2 separate regions of the Homo sapiens genome follow, and region 1 is linked to region 2. Evidence: chromatin loops called from intact Hi-C (ENCODE). Cell type or tissue: A673. All regions are shown on one strand. Each heading gives the region's core, and the rest is flanking DNA. Links, peaks and the distances in the headings are about the cores only. Region 1 overlaps BASP1-AS1 (BASP1 antisense RNA 1). Region 2 overlaps MYO10 (myosin X).

What was found. Peaks named below come from ENCODE experiments on the same cell type or tissue, not always from the same donor. Only the 100,000 strongest peaks of a DNase experiment are listed, where the experiment ranks them.
Region 1: a loop joins it to region 2, with 9 times the contacts of the local background. A loop is called at or near these places in 24 of 110 quality-filtered maps.

Annotation. Positions count from the first base shown.
Region 1 is chr5:17,198,069-17,206,898 of GRCh38, forward strand. The region is part of intron 1 of BASP1-AS1 (BASP1 antisense RNA 1); the gene reads right to left. It also overlaps the pseudogene DCAF13P2. Among named protein-coding and RNA genes, the nearest start is that of BASP1-AS1, 15 kb to the right of the region's middle. RefSeq lists a silencer at 5,409-5,488. In A673, for the core only: a CTCF peak has its summit at 5,480 (motif pointing left); a DNase peak (open chromatin) is centred at 5,453; H3K27ac peaks cover 880 bases.
Region 2 is chr5:16,686,931-16,695,760 of GRCh38, forward strand. It overlaps MYO10 (myosin X), which reads right to left. Exons shown (of 41, transcript NM_012334.3): 27 at 7,441-7,684; 28 at 2,894-2,989. Among named protein-coding and RNA genes, the nearest start is that of RETREG1, 74 kb to the left of the region's middle. In A673, for the core only: CTCF peaks have their summits at 3,492 (motif pointing right) and 3,694; a DNase peak (open chromatin) is centred at 3,501.

The DNA.
Region 1 (8,830 bases), core at 2,428-7,427, 510 kb after region 2:
GTCCCAGCTACTCAGGAGGCTGAGGGGGGAGGATCATCTAAGCCTGGGAGAGTCGAGGCTGCAGTGAGCCATGATCATGCCACTGCTCTCCAGGCTGGGTGGCAGAGCAAGACCCTGTATCCAAAAAAAAAAAAAAAAAAAAAAAAATCTAGATTGAGAGCAATTTTCCTTTAGAATTTTGAAAGTCTTTATCTTTTTACATCTAGTATGGCGATTCTGATTCCTGATTCCATTTGTTTGTTTCCTCTCTGGAAGTCTTCTGTATCTTTTCTTTATCTCCAGGGTCCTGAGATTTCAAGATGGTGTGCTTTCTTATGATCTTTTTATCCATTCATTGGGCTTGGCACAGAGTGTGCCTTTTTAATTCAGAGACTTGTGATCCTCAGTTCTGGGAAAAGTTTGCCACAATCTCTTTGATAATTTCTTCTCTTCTGTTCTTTTTCTGGAATTTCAGAAATGTTGGTCCTCTTGTTTTGAATCTCTGCCTCTTCTTTTCACTCCTGTTTTCTATTTCTTGATATTTCCATTTTCCTTTCTAGCATTTCTTCCATATTGTATTCTAATCCTCTACTGAAATTTATATCTTGGTTATCACATTGTTAATTTACAAGGAATTTCTCTTGCTTTCTGAACTTGTTTCATGTTTTCTTGTCCTTATTTTATGAGGATACTTTCTTCTTTAATAGCTCTGAGGGTATTGATATTATGTATATATATCTCCAGTTCCTGTATCATTTATTTCCTTTGGAGTCCTTCCCGCCAGACTTCTTTAGCTCAGGTTGCAAGTTTTCCTTTCTTTTTTTTTTTTTTTTTGAGATGGAGTTTCACTCTTGTTGCCCAGGCTGGAGTGCAATGGTGCAATCTTGGCTCACTGCAACCTCCACCTCTTGGGTTCAAGCCATTTTCCTGCCTCAGCCTTATAGGCGCCTGCCACCATGCCCCGCTAATTTTGTGTGTGTGTGTGTGTGTGTGTGTGTGTTTAGTAGAGACGGGGTTTTGCCATATTGGTCAGGTTGGTTTCGAACTCCTGACCTCAAGTGGTCCACCTGCCTTGGCCTCCCAAAGTACTAGGATTACAGGCGTGAGTCCCCGCACCCAACTGCAAGTTTTCTTAAATACCTGGCAATCCTTGGCTGTCCTTTTATAATTAAGACTAAAATACATAAAAGCAATTTGCAAGTTTAGGCAGAGCTTGTGAAAAAGTGGGTTTCCCAGTAGGTGCAAAACTCATTTTGGCTAGAGAGCCAGCTGGCCTCTTCATTAGGGAACCTGGTCTCCAGAGAAGCCTCCAGTATCCTATTGGTGGGTATTTTCCTGGTTACAGACTTCTGGGATCAGATTGTGGAAAATGGAATAGGCACGCTCACATCAGTTGGCTGACTAAGGTTAATTTCCCCATTTTCAGGTCTGCGCCTCAATCTCCCTCCTCTGTGCTTATCAGTAACAAACAAATGGACTGGCGCCACTTGGAGTCAGTTTCTCCAGACGTGTTTCCAGACAAGGGTGGGAATCAGGGAGCTTGGAGGTGCTTGCCTCTTGAATGATTTGGAGGGAACCCCTGCCTCTAAGTCCTGGGCCTTGGAGGATTTCTGTAGGTGACAGGCTTTCAGACCCTCCAGTGAAAGAATTACAGTGTAAACTGCTTTCTTCTTCACTCAAGGGCCCAAATGAAGGAATATTGCTGTGAATTATCTGAATGGGTGGAGTCTGTGGTGCTTGATCTGGGTGGAAAGAATCGGTGGGAACTGCAGTTCAGAATCGACATCACTCAGGACGTTTTTGTTAACATGCAAATATTCAAAACTGTATGAAAAGCACTAAGTTGACATCAATTTGAAAGTACATTTGCATTCTTTGGGACCTTAGAATGCATCTGCATTTTTGACATTCAGCTACGTCAAGGAGATATCAAAATAATTCTAATTTGGCACCAAATAGGCCTGGCTCTTTTACCCTTCCCTAGCACAGATAGGGGTGTGTGCATTTGCCTTTCCTAGGTGCCAAGAACTCACTATCATAAGTGGAAGAAGATAATCATTCAATATAATTGAATCAAAATTTAAGAGTATCTTAGGTTGAGTGATTTCTTCTTACTGGTTGTTTTGAGCAGTCAAAGAAATGTGTACCTTCTGAACTATAAAAGGCCACGAAGGCAGAGTTGCAGTGCCAGGGAAATTACTGCTAGTGGCCCGAGACATATTCTGGAGCACATGCGTCCCATGAATTGGCACTTTGTCCTCTGCACTTCTCACTGCTTTCCATGGAGAGGATATCGTAACCTCTTTATTGGACTCTAAATCTCATTTTAAACCTCTGAATTATGCCAACACTTTGTAAGGGAAATTAGATAGTTTTACATGGGCTTTTATCCTCAATATGGCAGATAAATTGAATGAATGAATAGTGATCAAGGATATTAATAATATGTATTCGTTGCTTAAGATATACCACACATGGGGCTAAGGATTTTACAGATATGAGCTCACTTATTCTCACAGTCACCATATATTGTATCAGTTAACTTGGACTAAGTAATGCCTCAGTTAAAAAATAGTCCCCAGATCTCAGAGGCTCATAGCCATTCATGTTTACTTCTTGCCCACATGCTGTGTCCGTCATGGGGCTGTGTCATGGAAGCAAGTGCAGTACGTGGGTGGAGATTGGCAAAAGGAAAGGAGTGATGGCAAGCCAGGAGCTAGTTCTTGAACTTCTGTTCAGACGTGAAACACATCACATCTCCCCGCAATTCAATGGCCAAAGCAAGTCACAGGGTCCCTCCTGACCTCAATGGGCCAGGGAGGTTTTATCCTACTACTTGGAAGGGCATCTCAAATCCCATGGCCACGTGCGACATCAGTGGATGGGGAAAGCACAGTCCTCCACCAGGGAGGGGCAACAAATGTTTTGGGTAATACAACCCCCCACAGATAGATACTGCTATTCTCCCACTCTACTGGTGAGGAAAATGAAGCAGGGTAAGGATGGCGTCCAATTCTCAAACTCTATAAAGGAAGCAATTGATTTGAACACCTAAAAGACTATATAGATTTTATCTAATTCAAATGCAAGCAAAGCAAAACAGAACAAAAATACAGTGTCAGGGACATAATCACACAGAAGCATCAGAATCAAACCCTATATATCACTTTTTTTTTTGAGTCAGAGTCTAGCTCTGTCATCCAGGCTGCAGTGCAGTGGTGCAGTCTCAGCTCACTGCAACCTCCGCCTCCTGGGTTCAAGCGATTCTCATGCCTCAGCCCCCCGAGTAGCTAGGATTATAGGCGCCCACCACCACACCCAGCTGATTTTTGTATTTTTAGTAGAGATGGGGTTTCACCATATTGGCCAGTCTGGTCTTGAACTCCTGACCTCAGGTGATCCATCCGCCTCAGCCTTCAAAAGTGCTGAGCCACTTTGGGAGCCCGGCATATAGGCGTGAGCCACCACCCCCCGGCCTATATGCCAATTTTAAAAAAAGAACAAAAATTAATTTTCACCTGAATTTTCAATATCCCAGGGTGTAGTTAGGGGAAAAAAATATTAAGAAATTCTCTATAAGGAAAAACACCAAGAGATTTCTTTTCAAAAGAGCCAATCTAAGGCTGGGTGCGGTGGCTCACGCCTGTAATCCCAGCACTTTGGGAGGCTGAGGCTGGCGGATTGGTTGAGGTCAGGAGACCTGCCTGGACAACATGGTGAAACTCTGTCTCTACCAAAAATTACAAAAGTTAGCCAGGCGTGGTGGCGCATGCCTGTAGTCTCAGCTACTCAGGAGGCTGAGGCAGGAGAGTCACTTGAACCCCGGGAGGCGGAGGTTGCAGTGAGCCGAGATCGCACCACTGCACTCCAGCCTGGCAACAGAGTGAGACCGTGTCTAAAAAAACAAAAACAAAACAAAACAAAACAAAAAACAAAAAAAGAGCAAAACAAAAACAGCCGATGGAATCTTATCTGACTTATACAAATGAAATTCAGATTCTAAAATCAAGAGTCCAGACACCTTAGGTGATCTCAGAGAAGATCCTGTTTCATATGGGGGATTCTCTAGTGTTTTACATTTCTCATGTGACTTTGAAATTTGCCAAATGTAAGAAATAGCTGAGAGGCAGTAAGTATTGTTATTTTCAGGGGAAATCATTTCTACGAGAAAATAGGAACCCGGAATGAAAAGCTCGTGGAGTTTGGCGGGAAGAACAACCAAGAGGAAGGTGAAGATGCTGAGCTGGAACCCGGATAACTATGTCTGTGAAAGCAAGTTGGATTTACAGACTTCCCAGAAACTATGATCCTACCCTACATCCTTCTGCGGTCCCACGAGAATACTTAAGAGCTTTAAATGCTGTCAAACTGGAAAGAGTATTTGCAAAACCATTCCTTTTTCCCTGAATGGTCACTGAGACGGAGTCAATTGCTTGGCAAAGCATCCAAGGAGCCTGGCTCCTGTCCTTTCTGGGCCATGTGATGGAGAGGTTAGAATCTGGAACCTGACTCAACGGAAATGTGTCCGTACAATACAAGCACATGAAGGCTTTGTACGAGGAATATGTCCTCACTTTTGTGGGACTTTTCTTATTTTTTAATTTTTTTTTTGAGACGGAGTCTCGCTCTGTCGCCCAGGCTGGAGGGCAGTGGCGCGATCTCGGCTCACTGCAAGCTCTGCCTCCCGGGTTCATGCCATTCTCCTGCCTCACCATCCCGAGTAGCTGGGACTACAGGCGCCCGCCACCACGCCCGGCTAATTTTTTGTATTTTTAGCACAGATGGGGTTTAACCGTGTTAGCCAGGAGGGTCTCGATCTTCTGAGCTCGTGATCTGCCTGCCTTCGCCTCCCAAAGTGCTGGGATTACAGGCGTGAGCCACCGCGCCCGGCTGGGAGTTCTTTTTTTTTTACTGTTGGTGATGACAGGACTGTGAAGCAGTGGGAATTGGAGGGCTCAGGCTATGGAGAAGGGGAAGTCCTTTTGCATATGGTATTAAGAAGGCGGCGGACACTGGGACTGATCATCACTGGAAAGAAGCTGTTTTTGCCACATGTGGACAGCAAGTAAACATTTGGGATGAACAAAGAACTAATCCTGGCCGGGCGCGGTGGCTCACACCTGTAATCCCAGGACTTTAGGAGGCCAAGGCGGGTGGATCACAAGGTCAAGAGATCAAGACCATCCTGGCCAACTTGGTGAAACCCCGTCTCTACTGAAAATACAAAAATTAGCTGGGCGTGGTGGCACGTGCCTGTAGTCCCAGATACTCGGGAGGCTGAGGCAGGAGAATCGCTTGAACCCAGGAGGCAGAGGTTTCAGTGAGCCGAGATTGCGCCACTTCAGTCCAGCCTGGCGGCAGAGCGAGATTCCATCTAGAAAAAAAAAAATTCACTTAAAAGTCATACTGGGCTTATTACTTATTACACAGTAGAAATTAGCCAAGTAAGCGATACTGTTTTTTTTTGAACAAGCCTGCCACCTTGTGGTTATTTGGAAAACCAGACTGGCAAAACCAGGGCTCTGCAGTGCCTTTGCTTCCACACATACTTATTGAGTGTCTAATGTCACAGTCACCACGCTCTGTTCTAGGCTCTGAGCTTACAGCAGTGAATGAAATGGACTAGGAGCCACACTATTCTGGAGTTTATGTCTCATAGCATAAGAACATGTGTATCTAAGTTAGTATTTGGAAACGTATCCCACCTTCATCAGCCTCTTAACCTAATAGCCTACCTACATGGGAGCCCCTCTTCCCTATCATTCTTCATTCTGTAGGTAGGCAAAATACCCCTGTTCCTATAAAGCCCATCCCTTTCCTGTTTCTATTCCCTGCACCCAAACACACCTTGCCTTTTCAAGGACTCAAGGACTCAAGGACTTTGCATCTGTATCTGGCTCCTCTTCCTCCAACATTCAGCTCCCTGGCCCTTGTATACCTATCAGCATATACACACGCTCTCAAAAGCCTTCATTACAAAACCTTTTCCTTAATCCAAAATTCTCTCTAGCTAATGCTGCATTTCTCTGCTTCCTGTCACAATCAATAAAACTTCTGGAAAGTTTCGTCTGTGTTCACTGTCTCCATTCCCCTCCACTCACCTTAGCCCAGGGCATCTGTTACCACCACTCCCCTGGAACCTGTCCAGCCAGCGCCACACACCACTCCCATCCCCAAAGCGCCCCTGGGTCCTCACCCCACTCTATCTCTCAGCACTGAACACAGCAGACTGCTGCCCTTGCCTCCTTCCAGCAAGCCTTTGTGGCTCTCAACTAGCGGCACCCTGTACCCACTACCATCCTCTCCTCATGATCGCAGGGCTGGCTCTCATGGCTCAGCTCTCCTCCTCCTACACACCTTCCACAAGCGTTCATTAGAAAGCGGCCCCTCCTGAGAGGAAGCACTATCTGGAGTGACCTTATTCTTTTTACCTCTTATGCCTGCAAGCCTTGCGTCTGCCCTGTTTGTTGCTGAATTCCCAGCACTCAGGAATCGTTTCCAGTGTTTAGTAGGTGACTCAAATTATGTTTAGTTTGCATATGTTTAAAATTCATGTTGCCATAGTGGCCACCCCATCCCCTCCTGGTGTAGGGGCAATCTGGTATTGCAAAAACAGAAGCAGAAAGGCGTTGAACTGACTGGAGCAGCATCTTTGGCACTGAGAAGATCCTTTAACCTCAATATGTCTTAGATTTTCAATTTATAACATGAAGAAATTGGACTACAGTGCAGATGACAATGACATATCAGCTTTGGGGTGAGATCAGATTAACTGGCAGTAGAATCTGGGGCATAGTATTACGAAATACTTTTTAGCCACAGAAAGAATGCTTTGATTGATTGATATTGATTGGTTATCAATACCTACCCCGAATGTGGGAGGGGACTTGGCTGTGTATTTTTGGACATGGTTTCTTTCAGTTCTAAATTTTAAAGAGTGTTTTAAAAAGCTTTTCAAAACATTGTTGTTTCAACTGAATTTAATTTAATTTAATTTTTTTTGAGATGGAATCTCGCTCTGTCACCCAGGCTTCAGTGCAGTGGTGCGATCTCTGCTCACTGCAACTTCTGCCCCTGGATTCCAGTGATTCTCCTGCCTCAGCCTCTCAAGTAGCTGGGACTACAGGTATGCACTACCACGCCTGGCTAATTTTTGTATTTTTAGTACAGACAGGGTATCACCATGTTGATCAGGCTGGTCTCGATCTCCTGACCTCAGGTGATCTGCCCGCCTCGGTCTCCCAAAGTGCTGAGATTACAGGCATGAGCCACTGTGCCCAGCCTCAGTTGAATTTTAGAATTGAACTAGACAAACTTTTGAAGGGTTCTCAACATGTAGTGATATAATAAAAATGAAATTCAGACTCAGAATTATTAAACTGCAGTCTTCAGGAATTAATCTAAGATAACTGAAAATACATCTGCATCTATTCATTTAGCCAGGATTCATCTGCTATCCTATATCATGAGGTAAAAGTATTATATTGTAGAATGTTAAAAAATGTCCCATTCAGAAAAATGTCGTGCACTAAACCTGGCATTTATTCTGCTTCCTATTTCATTTCCTTTTATCTCTATGCCTTTTAGTTGACTGACATTACTTGCTTTCTTCCCCCCATTTTGCTTCTCTACAAGGAGATAATTCCAGATTACATTGGCAGATATTTCAAGCTATATTTCAATTACTAGGATATTGTGAAATTCATGAGATTAAAATAAAATAAACCTCAGAAGGGAGTATAAGCCTCTCCTAATGGAAATTGGGATTAAATTCAAATGTCATCACCTTATGTCATAAATGTTTTGAGTGGATGAAAAAAACAATGAAATGTATTTAAATACATGAAAGAATGTACAGAGTTAACCTTAGTGAAAAGAAAAAATAATGATTTGAGAATGTGGAAATATTCACATGAAATTCTGTATATGACATGTTAAAAAATTAGAGAACTCTTTTTTCTCCATTTATTTGTTGCTCCCAGATAATTTCCTAAGGTAGATAAGATAATACATATTAAAGCAATTTGAGTTATTTGAAAGGAACCTTCAAACTCACATTATTATAGTTTAGGAGTGATTTTAGCAGAAGCAAATTATTAATGATACAGATCAGGAATGGGCAAACTGCTTCCCTTGTGTCAAGAGTGACCTGCTAGGTGTTATGTAAATAAAGTTTTATTGGAACATAGCCATGTCCATTTGTTGACACATTGTCTGTGGCTGCATCCTGATACAGTGGCAGTGGTGGGTAGTGTCAACAGAAATCTCATGGCTTTCAAAGCAAAATATATTCACTATTTGACCCTTTATGAAAAATTTTGCTGACTTCTGCTCTAGATTATCAGCATCTCTATCAGACTCTGTATTTCTGAAGGCATGGACTCTGTGCTTAAACTTAGTTTTCAACTGTTCTTAAAAAAATATGTTGGCCAGGTGCCGTGGCTCATGCCTGTAATCCCAGCACTTTGGGAGCCCAAGGCAGGAGGATCACCTGAGGAGTTTGAGACCAGCCTGGGCAACACAGTGAAACCCCGTCTCTACTAAAATACAAAAAATTAGCTGGGCGTGGTGGCAGACGCCTGTAATCCCAGCTACTCGGGAGGCTGAGGCAGGAGAATTGCTAGAACCCGGGAGGCAGAAGTTGCAGTGAGCCGAGATCCATCACTGCACTCCAGCCTGGGCGACAGAGCAAGACTCCGTCTGAAAAAAAAAAAAAAAAAAGTTAGGGTCGGGCGTGGTGGCAGCTCACACCTGTAATCCCAGCACTTTGGGAGGCCAAGGCGGGTGGATCACCTGAGGTCAGGAGTTTGAGACCAGCCTGGCCAACATGGTGAAACCGTGTCTCTACTAA
Region 2 (8,830 bases), core at 1,271-6,270:
AACTGTTTTAAAGTAGAAAACTATTTTGACCAGAGAACTCTTCCATCTTTATTTCAAATGAGTACTCTCACATCCAACCTCATCACAATCAGAAAATAAAGGAAAACGTGTCTGGGCATGGTGGCTCACACCTGTGATTCCAGCACTTTGGGAGGCCAAGGTGGGAGGATGGCTTGAGCCCAGGAATTTGAGACCAGCCTGGGAAATTTACTGAGGCCCAGTCTCTACGAAAAATAAAAAATTAGCTGGGTGTAGTGGTACATGCTTATAGTCCCAGCTACTCGGGAGGCTGAGGCAGGAGGATCACCTGAGCCCAGAAGGCCAAGGCTGCAATGAGCCACGATTATTCCACTGCACTCCAGCCTGGGTGACAGAGCAAAACTCTGCCTCACAAAAAAAACAAATACAAAACGAAACAAAACATGTCAACTTAAGAAAAATCAAGCAGAACAAAGCATCAGGAAAATGACTATGAACAGACATGCATCCATCTAGCATTTACTGACCAACTACAAAATGTGAGCGCTATCAAATATGAAAGAGACGCTAGGGTATCCTTCTCCTGCTGGGGGCTTATAAGACACAAAATATATATATACTCCTACTGTTTAAGGCAGAGGGGAAGTACTTGGTATCCAATGGCATGTTTAAGTTAAAAAAATGACACCATATGTAAAGGTAGGCTGTGCAAACGATTTACAGCAAAGCACTAAAATCTATCTCGCGTGCTTCCTAAGGGAGAAAAATGTGACTACAAGCTTGAAAATATTCAACATATACAAGAGATATGCATATCTCTTGTATACAACAAGGAAAACACTTTAATATAAATTTGCACTATCCATTCTGGTTAACCAAACAGCAAGACTTCATTGCTTTGCTCATCTCAAAAATATCCCAAATTAAACATTGAAAAAGACATACATTCAAGTTGTAGGAATCACATACACAAAGGCATCAAATTTGTTGCACTTTCAATTCTGTCTAGATTAGACTCTTAAATTTATAAATTTCTTCTCTTGAATCAAGTATAACTTGGAATCTGAAAAGGAATTTTTTTAAAATAGTGTTCCACTGGTCAGGAGAAAAAGTCCTTGGCTAAAATATTCCAAAGGTTAAATTTAGCAGGTTCATCGTGGCATAAAACAGACAGGGCAGCTGCCAAACGCTGGGCCTATAATTCAGCTGAAAAGCTGCAGGCATTCCCTGGGCCACAAACAACCACATGTGGTCTCCAGGAGTCCCAGACAGAATGATGGGCTATAATTCCAGGTTTGCTTGTTTTTCCAGTTTGTGTTAGAATTTATGGGTCTAAGCAGGTGTTTTAGTTTGTTCCCATGGGAAGAATTATTTTCTGGTGTCTTTACCCTTAATGTTGCTATCATGGTACTGTATCAACTCAGAAAGATTCAAAGGGCAAGGGGTAGTGAGGGGTCCTGAGAACATACTAGAAGGTCCTAATGATCTTGGGGCTGAGAATTGAAGAATTCGGCTATTGGATGTTACCCTCGTAAATTAAAAGACGTTCTCAGCCAGGAAGAGGCTCACGCCTGTAATCCCAGCACTTTGGGAGGCTGAGATGGGCAGATCATCTGAGATCGGGAGTTCGAGACCAGCCTGACCAACATGGAGAAACCCCATCTCTATAAAAAATACAACATTTGCCAGGCGTGGTGGTGCATGCCTGTAATCCCAGCCACTTGGGAGGCTGAGGCAGGAGAATTGCTTGAACCTGGAAGGTGGAGGCTGCGGTGAGCCAAGATTGCACCAGTGCACTCCAGCCTGGGCAACAAGAGAGAAACTCTGTCTCAAAAAAAAAGAAAAAAAAAAAAAAGATGTTCTCTGGCATTGCTCAGACACCTCCAGCATAACCCTGCAGACTCACAAACTCACAAGCTGCAGGAATAGACAGGACAGACGTTCCACGGTGTCAGATCCACAAGGTGACCCTGTGATCCATCACACTGAAGAGCAAATGCTAAGTCTCCTTAATTTTGTGCTATGTCTCCTCAGCACTCCAGCATGGAAACCTGAAGTCCAGGAAGCTACAGACAACTTGCCCCAGCCAATGAAGGCCTCCACCCTCTTCTAATCTCAGTCAAAAGTTAAAGCTCCTTAGGAGCAAATGTTTTTAAGAAGTTCAATGTCTCCATTCAACAGAATTGAGGTTGCACTGCATTACAAATGATACTAACCGTTCTCTGTACCCTAGTCTCTTATTCTGCAAAGTATGGATGATGGTAATAATTAATGTCTACCTTGCAGGATCCAAGAGAATCAAAAGAGTTAATATTTATGAAGCATTTAGAATACTTCCTGAAATACTTAGGTATGAAACATTTAGAATATTAGCCTGAAATATAATTGTGATTACTTTTGCACCAAGCTAATAGTAAGTTCTGTGTAAGTTAGTACCTCTTCCGTTGAATTCTTCAATATTAAGATCTTTAAAACCCCCCAGTGCCATAGCACTATCAGTTACTTAAACAGCCATTAGTTACTGCTCCCTGCCCTTTTTCGTCCTTATGCAAACACAAATGATTCACTTTCAAAGCTCAGAAGCTTCCAGAGGGTAGATTTTCAGCTTCATGCAGCTGTATAATTTACACACGCTACCGGTGACAGTAACAGCCTGAGAGACAGGTGACAATGGATCTGTCTAGTGGCACTGGAGGCTGGAAATCCTGAACTCTGTGCTGTACTTGAACACATTTGCCCAGGGAAAGATTCCCCAAGGGACAAGTGCATCAATCTCGTATGACTCTTGGTTCTTCAAAAAAAGTCAATTAAAATTTTTCAAGGCCAGTACAGTAAACAGTGCTCTGTGTGATGCTCACACCTGTGCATGAGGGAGCAGGATGTGGGTAACACAAAGTCAACAGCGCAGACTCACCTGGCATCTTCTGGGGACTCTGCAATCAGGTGGAAAGTCCTATCGGCCATAATGATGTCGATCCCATTCTCCTTGGTGGTGTTATCTATGATCTCTCTGCAAAGAAGCAAAAGCAACAAACGCACATCAGGAACACCAAATTCTGAATAACTGAGGAAAGCAACTAATGAAGCCAATGACTAGAGTTGGGAACTGTCTGTTACTGACGAAACGGTACACAGTTGGCTCTCCATATCTGCGAGTTCAGGATTTGTGGGTTCTGCACCTGTGGATTCAACCAGCAGCAGATCAAAAATAAAAATCCAATTTAAAAAATAATAATACTACAAATTAAAAAACAATACAGTGTAACTACTATTTACAATGCATTTGCAACATACTAGCTATTGTAAGTAATCTAGAGACGATTTGAAGCATGTGGGAGAATATGCATAGGTTACATGCAATGACTACATCCTTTTATAGCAGGAACTCGAGCATCTGGGGATTTTGATGGCTGCAGTGGGGTGGGGAGTGGGGTGGTGGTTCTGGAACCCGTCACCAAAAGACATGGAGGGACCTACAATGGTTTTTCTTTTAGCAATGATGAAGACACCCTCTAGGGGGAGCCAGTCTCATCTCTGCTGCCCAGGGAGGAGGCTGCTGGTGTGGCCAGGGATAGCAGGGTTCCCCTGACTTCTCTAGGGGAGAGGCTCTCTCCCCTCACACTGGTCTGCCCAATGCCCACCCCTGCTCAGGACCCAGACAGGCCAGGGGCAGCAGCCCCCACTCCTGCCTGCAACTTCCTTTGGACCCTTTCTCAAATCTACAAAAGCCAACCTCGGCCCGGCGTGAGCTCTTTCCCTAATTCATCACAGCTCTCTCCCAGCTTAAGGCCAGGGCATCTGCGTCTGAATTCTGCTTGAGATGTGCACATTATTTCCATCAGGGGTGCTGGGAGTGAGGCGCAGGATTTGGGGTGTTTGGTCTCAATACCATCTTGATCTCATCTGCAACCCTCCCTAAACAACACTAGAGAAATAAAATTGGTGAACCAGGTTAACAAAATCAGGGTAAAACAGCAGCAGATGTTAGGATCAGACCAGAGATAGTAATACGTTTGATGAAGAAGGGTTTGGGGCATAAAGCCAGCTTGCTCTGATAACTAAAGAAGTGCAAATGTTCGGCCGGGCGTGGTGGCTCACGCCTGTAATCCCAGCACTTTGGGAGGCTGAGGCGGGCGGATCATGAGGTCAGGAGATCGAGACCATCCTGGCTAACACGGTGAAACCCCATCTCTACTAAAAATACAAAAAAATTAGCTGGGTGAGGTGGCAGGTACCTGTACTTCCAGCTACTCGGGAGGATGAAGCAGGAGAATGGCGTGAACCCAGGAGGTGGAGCTTGCAGTGAGCTGAGATCGCGCCACTGCACTCCAACCTGGGCGAAAGAGTGAGACTCCGTCTCAAAAAAAAAAAAAAAAGTACAAATGTTCACAATAAAACATGTATTTTACAGCAACAAAACTAAAATAGTCTGGTTAGAAAATAAGTATTATCTGACCTCATAGCTAGAATCACTGAGATGAAATATTTAAAAAAAAATCAAGATCAGGGCCGGGCGTGGCGGCTCATGCCTATAATCCCAGCACTTTGGGAGGATGAGGCAGGCGGATCACTTCAGGTCAGGAGTTTGAGACCAGCCTGGCCAACATGGTGAAATCCCGTCTCTACTAAAAATACAAAAATTAGCCAAGCTTGGTAGTGCACACCTGTAGTCCCAGCTACTCGGGAGGCTGAGGCAGGAGAATCACTTGAACCCTGGAGGCAGAGGTTGCAGTGAGCCGACATGGTGCCACTGCACTCCAGCCTCAGTGACAGAGCGAGACTCTGTATCAAAAAAAAAAAAAAAAATCAAGATCAGAACTACTGCTGACATCACAAGAGGACAACCAGCTACTCTAAGCCTTCTTAACAGAAATCAATACCAACACAAGTGAAGCACTCTTAAACAGAAAGAAAACCTGAACTCGATCACTCTCTAGGTCTAATGACCAATTCACAAGAAACAAATGAGAAAGAGAAACACGTTCAAACACATGCCCATATAGGGTTGGTGAAATCTAGAAACCATGGGATAAGCGAGCTAACATGTTCCATTACAAACAGCAAGTGAAAGAAAGGCAGAGGGGCATCTATACATTAAAAGAGACTTGAGTGATCTAAAAACCAGTGACAACATCTAGACCTCATTTGGATTCTGACTTGAAGAAAATAACTATAAAACCAACCCAAACCAACAAGAACACTACCACCTCCACTTATAAGGAAACTGCAGGCCAGGCACAGTGGCTCACGCCTGTAATCCCAGCACTTTGGGAGGCTGAGGTGTGCGGATCACCTGAGGTTAGGAGTTTGAGACCAGCCTGGCCAATATGTGAAACCCTGTCTCTACTAAAAATACAAAAATTAGCCAGGCATGGTGGTAGGCACCTGTAATCCCAGCTACTCAGGAGGCTGAGGCAGGAGAATCGCTTGAACCAGGGAGGCAGAGGTTGCAGTGAGCCAAGGTTGTGCCACTACACTCCAGCCTAGGCAACAGAGTGAGACTTGGTCTCAAAAAAATAAAAATAAAAATAAAAAAATAAGGCCACTGCAGAAATCTGAACAATGACTGGGAGTTTGGATAATATTAGGAGCTAACATTATTTTTTTAATGTCATAATGGTATTGTGATTATGTATTAGAATGTTTAAATACCTACTAAATATTTACAGAAGAAATTATATGATAGGGACTTGCTATAAAAGGAGGTGGTTTGCTGGGGGAGCGGACTGGATAGAACTGTGGATGAAACACTCTTGGCCATGGGTGGATAGCCACCGAAAGCTCTGGAATAAGTCCGTGGTTTATTATATTCTTCCACCCACTCTTGCCCATGATTGAAGTTTTCCATAATAACTCACTGTTCCTGTTCTATAGGAGGTGACAGAAATGGCTGAATAAGAGCTAACATTTCCATAACTCAGTATAATTCTGATGAAGCACCTAAGAATAGAGCTTTTATTAAGCAGCATACAAAGTGAGTTGCAAAAGAAACATACATCAATGTACTCTGGTGAAATTCAATACTATGCCTCCCTCTCTCACAGCTTCTTGGTGCTTGTGGCCCCTTCTATGGGATAATTAAAGAGAAACATCATGGCCGTAATCCCAGCACTTGGGAGACCAAGGCAGGCGGATGGCTTTGAACCCACGAGTTTGAGACCAGCCTGGGCAACATGGCGAAACCCCGTCTCTACCAATAATACAAAAAATTAGCCTGGCGTGGTGGCACACACCTATAGTCCCAACAACTCGGGAGGCTGAGGTGGGAGGATCACCTGAGCCCAGGAAGTTGAGGCTGCAGTGAGCCGAGATCGTGTCACTGCACTCCAGCCTGGGCAATGGGAGTGAGACCCTGTCAGTCAATCAATTGATCTATAGACAGATGAGGAACATCACGGTATGTGAGGCTGAGAGAAGATGGCAGAGGCAACAGAGCCATGCCTTGCTGTGAACCCTTGCAGGATTCAGACCCAGGATTCTCACAAGCGCACTCCCGCACCTCATGAACTCCAAAGGGACAGCCTGGAAATGTCCAATATTCTGCCGTCTGCAGAGACATGAGTTTTCCCTTACAATCAAATACATAAAAGACTTTCTTCTCCTCATTTAACTTTCCACTTTACAATGAATACTTTTCTGAAGTTGCGGATGCTGGCTGATTAGAAACATTTTACTTTTAAGGCTCCTGACTTCAGGCATTAATTTGATCCCTCAAAGATTATTTTACTACTTTTCTAAATATTTGAGGTCACTCAGTTTTGAGTGGAGTACGGCTACAGGTTATCCCCAAACATGTTTTCAGGCTTAGTATCTAGTTACCCCAGAAAACCAGCTGCTTGTAACTCCCAACAATTTTCTGGAAACATTACTTAGTCTTTTAACAAAAATAATAGGCCCTCAATAGTCCAAAGCTTTGGTTCTATAAGGGTGTGGCAGAAAAGGGGGCATGTTGGATTTGAAGACCAGCCCTGTTCCTCTCACTGCTGGGAATGGGGATGGCTAGTATAACCAACACTGGTATAACAGAAGAGAAGTGATTTATTTCGGAAAACTCCTCCAGTCTGTCTGCTTTTAATTTAGCTAATTTATCTGCTGGCAACAGCTGGAGTAAGGAATTGAAAGTGATACATTAACCCATAAAAAGACTCAGCCACTTGTTCCAAATTCACACCATTCTTCCTCCACACATTCAATTCCGTTTCCACCAGGCAACTTCCAGATCCAATTGGCTGGCCATCTTCCAAATGACAGCCACATGTCTGAGTGTAATCACAAAAAGCAAAGTACTCATGGATTAAGTCTTGCTTCCCAGTTTCCTAGTAATTTAACCTACTGAACTGAACTATCAGGACACCTGCTACAGGCTACTGCCGCTGCAAGGAACTTGCACAGCATGGCTCTATGACCACCAGCATAAACCATGAGCAACCCATCGGGCCACAGCCAGGCTTAGCAACCTACTTTGCCGTTCGCACTTCTACGGTGCCCTTGAGCTTCTCCTCGCTGTCGTTTTCAAAGTACATCAGCTTGGACTGGCGGAGGACAAACCAGCGCTTCTTCCAATTTCTCCTGGACAGCGTGGAGGAGCCCCCCCCTTTTTTGTGGAGCCAGCCTTGCTTGAGGGCCTCCTGCTTGGAGCGGAACCACAAGAAGGTTTCATCCTTGAGGACGCACCAGCGGCGTTTCCAAGAGTTCATCAGGCCACCTGTTCCCCGTGAGATTGGGTAGAGAGGGGTGAAAGAAAAGTCAGTCAAGTTGGATGACAACAACATGCATAGCAGGTGTTAAGGTCTAGCCGAGCTTAGACTCTGCCCCAGCCGCAGCACCGCAGAGACCCCTCAGTGAGGAGTGGCACTGCTAGCTCATGTCTGGGGGCACCACACAGATGTCACACCAGCCAGGCTGGATTATACAAGAATCCTTCTATCCAAAGGAGTTCCTGCTCACTTAGCTGAGAAAGCTTTGAAAGGAGCCAATAGAAAAGCAAGTAATGAACTGACACTCTAACCCAGGAATGAGTCAAAAGCCAAGGGTGAGAACCATGTCCCTATGTATGGATCAGGCTTATCCCAAAATGCACCAGAGAGGGAAAATTATTTTAACATGGTGTCAAAGTTTACCAGTTTCTTTACCCGTTTTTTGGGCCAGGAGCGGTGGCTCATGCCTGTAATCCCAGCACTTTGGGAGGCCGAGGCGGGTGGATCACTTGAGGTCAGGAGTTCAAGACCAGCCTGGCCAACACGGTAAAACCCTGTCTCTACTAAAAATACAAAAATTAGCCGGGTATGGTGGTGCGTGCCTGTAATCCCAGCTACTTGGGAGGCTGGGGTAGGACAATCGCTTGAATCCGGGAGGAGGAGGTTGCAGTGAGCAGAGATTGTACCACTAGACTCCAGCCTGGGTGACAGAGTGAGACTCCGTCTCAAAAAATAAACAAAGTTTACCCATTTCCTTCCATATTTGGTCAATGTGCGAACAAGAATTATCAGTGATTCCAGGGTTGACTGATAAAGTCTAACTTACACAGGTAAAGACAATATGGCTTTTTGGAGAAAAACATCTTTTCAAAGAAAAGCATCATCTGAAAATGGTTTACAGGTATAAGACTGAGACTATGAAAAAAAAAAAAAGAAAGCAAGAGTACAAACTACACTAAGATTTGAACTTAAATATACAGATGTTATCTTTCATAGGATAAAAAAATCTTGCTATGCTCTTCAGGGAGGATAATTTTGTATTCCAGATTCCCCAACCTGCTCAAGATCAACATCTGACACACATCTGTTATTATAAGACTGTCCACACATTATTTTCTTTTGACCAACCAGTAATGAAAATAAGGGTCATTTAA